2 separate regions of the Mus musculus genome follow, and region 2 is linked to region 1. A link is a loop called in an ENCODE intact Hi-C map of the cell type or tissue named here. Cell type or tissue: left cerebral cortex. All regions are shown on one strand. Region 1 overlaps Chd9 (chromodomain helicase DNA binding protein 9). Region 2 overlaps Chd9 (chromodomain helicase DNA binding protein 9).

What was found. A loop is a pair of places that touch in the nucleus more often than their neighbours do. Peaks named below come from ENCODE experiments on the same cell type or tissue, not always from the same donor. Only the 100,000 strongest peaks of a DNase experiment are listed, where the experiment ranks them.
Region 2: a loop joins it to region 1, with 2.4 times the contacts of the local background. A loop is called at or near these places in 16 of 42 quality-filtered maps.

What each region holds. Positions count from the first base shown.
Region 1 is chr8:90,906,866-90,909,365 of GRCm38, reverse strand. The region is part of intron 2 of Chd9 (chromodomain helicase DNA binding protein 9); the gene reads right to left. Among named protein-coding and RNA genes, the nearest start is that of Chd9, 79 kb to the right of the region's middle. In left cerebral cortex, CTCF peaks have their summits at 35 and 1,169; a DNase peak (open chromatin) is centred at 1,008; H3K4me3 peaks cover 1,946 bases; H3K27ac peaks cover 1,967 bases.
Region 2 is chr8:90,953,518-90,956,017 of GRCm38, reverse strand. All of the region lies in intron 3 of Chd9 (chromodomain helicase DNA binding protein 9), which reads right to left. Among named protein-coding and RNA genes, the nearest start is that of Gm39221, 100 kb to the left of the region's middle. In left cerebral cortex, a CTCF peak has its summit at 1,071 (motif pointing right); DNase peaks (open chromatin) are centred at 685 and 1,013; H3K4me3 peaks cover 1,471 bases; H3K27ac peaks cover 1,702 bases.

The DNA.
Region 1 (2,500 bases):
CGAGAAAGCAGCAGCACTGGCAGGCGGGGACCCGCTGCAGACGCGGAGAGGCCCTCAAGGTGGCCTCCCGGGCGTGGGGGAAGGCGGTAAAGGGGACCCAGAGGCAAAGCTCAGGGTAGTGCTGAGGGCGTGCTGTGCTCCCGGGACCCCACTGTTCGCGCGGGACGCCCTGTCACGAGTAACCGAGGCGAGACACCGGGCGGGGGACAAGGCTGCCAGACGAGGGAAGCCCGCGCCTAGGCGGGGATCGACCCTGGGGGAGGCCAGGAGCAGCGCCCGACCCACCGGGGTTCACCTCCGGCCCAAGCAACAGGCGCAGCGGCGGGTCCCGACCCGGGGTACCGGACTAGGGGCGAGGGCACCGCTGCAGCCATGACAGGCGGGCGGGCGGGCCCCGGTGTGCCCGGCTGCACGTGCGGGCAGCGCCCCCCTCCCCGGCCCCTAGCCCCAATCATCCGCCCCTTAAGAGCGGGGAGCCCGGTCCCCGGGTGGGTGGGGGGAGGCGCATGTACTCACCGCCACCGCTAAGACTCCCCGCCGCCCCCCGCCTCGCCCTCTTACACTGACACGCGCGGCCGGCCGGGCGGGGGCGGCCTCCAGCGACCACCGGGCTACCAGACCCTCCCCCGCCAGTCTCCACCAGTTGAGCAATGTTTGCTGTCCCGCTGCGCCCCGGGTGTCCTCCCCACGCCGGAGGAGGCGGGCGGCAGCGCCGAGCGGCGGCACTTACCGGCTGCTCGGCCAGGCCCCCCTGTCAGCGCCCGGCCGGGAGCGAAGGAGGGAGGCGAGCAGGGGCGCCGCCCCCGCCCCCCCCCCGCGCGCCACGCACCCGCCTGATTGGCCCGGTTCACTCCCCCAGCGCGACCCCACCAGCCCCTGCGAGCGGCACTCCCGCAGCAACCGGCGCCTCATTTGCATATCTGTGACCGCGCCGCTGATTGGCCCGGGCGCACAGGGGCGGCCGTGACCGGTGCAGCTCGGGTCGTCGCTCGGTCCGGCTAGGGCTGCCCAAGAAAGGAGGATACCCACGCGGCTCCGCGCCCCTCCGCCTGGCCCGACCTCCGACGGAGGGCAGCAGGAGGCGGGGTTGCTACCCTGCTCCGGGGCGGTCCGCGCGGTTCCACGCGCAGCCCAGGGCGGCCTCGGGGCGGGGAAGGGCTGGGGCCGGGCGCCCTCTGGCCGGAGCGTGGGGCAGTGCAGAACCCGCTCCCCCGCCGCCACGTCAGGCCCCGCCACGTCAGGCCCCGCGGGCACGCCCCGGCTGCCCGAGGCCTTGCGGGGTCGGCGCCGAGGTCACTCCCGTGGGCTCTGGAAGCCCTTCTGAGCGGCGTGGCTCTGACCCACCACGTCCTCCGTGCTCTCCACGTCCCCGGGTACACGCGGTGTACTGTGAAAACCGGGAGCCCGGCGAAGGCCGCCGCCGATGATGCAGCGATTAAAGAAAGCTAGGTGCGGAGCACCTGCTGCGGAAAAGGCGCCCGGACCGAGTCCTGATCTACGCGACAGCGTGCCTCGAGTGGGAAGACTGCCCCAGGTTCAGGGCTCACGTACCGGATCGCCATTAGAAAGGGGAAGGGAAACGAAAGAGGGACTGCATAAATAAATGACAGGTGTGCTAAGCTGGTTCAGGAATTGAGAATGCACTTGAAAACCACTGTCTTCAGAAGGCGCTGGGACACAGGAGTTCCTTCTGTCACTAATTAACTGACTGACCTACATTGTCGCGAAGTATCCCAGGGCCTTGGTCTTCTCTTCTGTATAACGAAGAGGCTGGACAGATCTTCTAAAAGCGTTCCGGCTCTAAAATTCCATCAGCCTCTACTTTCAGACCCAGAAGTGACCTTATAACCTAATTAATTTTTTAAATCACTATTCAGGTTCAAGATAGACAAAATGCTGAAGGTTTGAACTTCGGTAAACCTACCTCTCTATGTTCGTTCAAAGCTGCTTAGTGTTTTCAAATCCAGTGTGGGTGAGACTTACCATGCATCCTTTAGTGGACCAAAATCTCCTGAATTTGAGGTTCCATATAGGAACACTGTCAACCTGGTTTGTACATAACCAGAATCGGTTGCGGTATACATGATGAACTGGTTAATTTTTTAATTAAAATGTTATATACATCTCTTTATGGGAGAGGGGGTATGTGATGGTCAGAGAACAACTTGCAGAATTCAGTTCTGTCTTTTCAACATGTGGATTCTGGTGGCCAAAGTAGGGCCTCAAGCACTCTTGCCAACTGAGTCAACACGGAAGCCAATATTTTAAAGGGTCTTCCCCATGCTAACCAGGCACTACCGAGAGCTACATCTTCTACCTAAGCAATCTCATTCTTTAAATGAGAGAACTCATGACCTCCAGAATAGATGGTTCTCCTAGCTGAGATACTGATGGAGCTGGGAGAAAAAGGTGCCAGAAAGGTTACAATTACAGCTGTGCTTACTCTAAAGGATACTTAGTAACGAGAACCTCACTGAAGGAGAATTAAGATGCGCAGTCA
Region 2 (2,500 bases), 47 kb before region 1:
CCTTAGAAAAAGAAAAACCCTGTTTTAAGACAAGAAAGAGAACACAAAATTATTTTAATGCAGCAGCATAGCTAGCTAGTTAGTAAACAGGCATTCTCTTATCTAAAATCAAAGAAAGTTTTAGTTTTCTCATGAAAGAGTTAAATGTGGATTTTTGTCTTTATTATAATTTTACTCAAGCTATTTTAGAAAGAAGCAAGCTTTTCAGTTTTATATTACAATTATTAATATTTTAGCAGTCTCACAGGAAACAGACCAAGAGCATTTTAAAAGAATTTCCTCTCCAAACACACATTCGTCCATATAGGCTTAGATCAGTTTTGCTAGGTTCTTACCCGTAAACATGACTGTGACTACAGCAGAGAAAAAACCCAGGAATTTCCAAGCACATTTTCATGCCGATTCCAGTGTGTTCTACTGGGTGTCTTTTCTATACCTGCCTCATCAAGATGTCAGAGCAGTGTCACAGCACTGGGGACAGAAGGACACGGTCTCTAAAATGCCACCTTAAGGCCTACAGACGACAACAAATAGCCCAGGCTGAGAAAACAGCACCCAGCTCAAGATGGCGATGCAGTGCGACTCCTGCCGCCGCTGCAGCAGCCAGTAACGAGGAGGGTTATTCAATCCCATTAGCCTTTTAGCCCAAAGAACCCCTCCTCCTCCCACTCATTCAGGCTTCACTTACCCTTCCTCTTGGCCTCTTCACTGAAGACATTTTTGGCGTCAGACAAAGGCTTGCCCTCTGCTTTTTCACCACCCCAGGCAGTGCTCAAGGAAAAAGCATTGAAAGAAGACTCCTAAATGGCCTATTTAGCAAGCTGCAACCGAGAGATGCACAGCCGTCCACAAATACACATTTTGATTTATCAACACATTCCTGCCTTGGCAAGTTTACGTCTGCTGTTCATCCTCTTTAGCTAGGATAAAGGCTGCAAGCCCTCCTACGAGCTCTTGCCTCAATAGCTGTAAGCAGATTCCAACAAAGCACAGAAAGAAATGAATGCACAAAGCATCAAAACGCATCAGCATGAATATTAGAGATGTCGTTAAAAATACTGACTCCTTCTGCGGAAGTAGGCCAGCAGATGGTGCTACCAGTTATTATTCCATTAGACTCTGCAGTTTAACCCCCAATGGACTGTTCTTCCCTCTGAAAGGCGTTAACTCTCAATCTGCCGCTCCCTACAGTAACGCATTAAAAATACCCATGAAAGTATGGTTTTTTTTTCTTTTCTTTCTTTTTAAAACATCTGGGAACTAAGACAGTGGAGAAATGGCCTTATGTGGCTGAATATTTTTTTTTAATCCAATGCAGTTTTTAGCAGAGAAAAATACTTTTCTTCACAAAATTATAATAAAACATTTAAACTACAAAAAGTAGCTGCCAATAAACAAAGGGTTAAAGAGCAGGTCATGCAAATGACCACTTCACAAGTGACTAGTTCACAATTAAGTCTCTTTTCACAGCAATAACCAAACAACTGTTACTTTTTAAATTGAGAAATAAAACTCTTTTTATTATCTCCATGAACCTATTGATTCTCCAGCAAAAATCTCAATCTCTTTGGCCTTTCCCCTTCATATTCTGTTTTAAACCTATGACAGATGAAATTTAAATTTAATGTCTTGTTAAAATAAATAAATTGACTTGAATTTGTTTTGGTTTTGTTCCCTTGTCTGAGACAGAGTCAACTTCTGCTGTCCTGGAACCCACAGAAATTCACCTGCCTCTGCCTTACCGTGCCTGAGGTTAGAGGCATATGCCACCACACCTGACTCTTGAATTTGATCATTGATAAAAGTTTTATATAGGTGTGTGTGTGAGAGAGAGAGACTATCTTAGTAAGCAATATCTGTCTTTAAATAGTTAAAACTTCACTACTTCATAACCCAAATTTATTTTTCTGTTGTTGTTTTACTTTTTTTTTTCAAGAAAGGTTTTCTTTGTATAGCTCTGGCTGTTTTGAAACTTGCTCTGTAGCCAGAACTCAGAGATCTACCTGCTTCTGTTTCCCAAGTGCTGGAATCAAAGATGTGTGCCACCACTGCCAGGCTTTATCTTTGCATTAATGCCCCCTTTACAGCTGTTCCTTAAAAGTCATCTGATATTGGTGTGAAAGCAGTGTTTTATCATAGTTCCTGTTGGGAAAACTAAAGGTTACAAGAGAAATGAAACTCTCCAAACTGCCCTGGAAGAACCAATCTGGACAGCATTGAGAGCAGAGTCAAGGCAGAGGAACCCCAGTCTCACTTAGTAATTAGTTAGTGCCAGGCAGTGTTCTAAGTATTTGTGGATACTAACTCATTTCATCCTGAAGAAAAAAACAGGTAATAACATTAACAAAGAGATGGAGGTAGCAAACTGGAGAGGACAGACACGGCTGTTGTTACAGAAGGACAGGGGGACAGAAGAAGGACAGAAGGGACAGAAGAGCAAATGACCACAAAAATATTGATATAAGCTAAAATACTTCTTATTTGGCATCAAGTACTATTC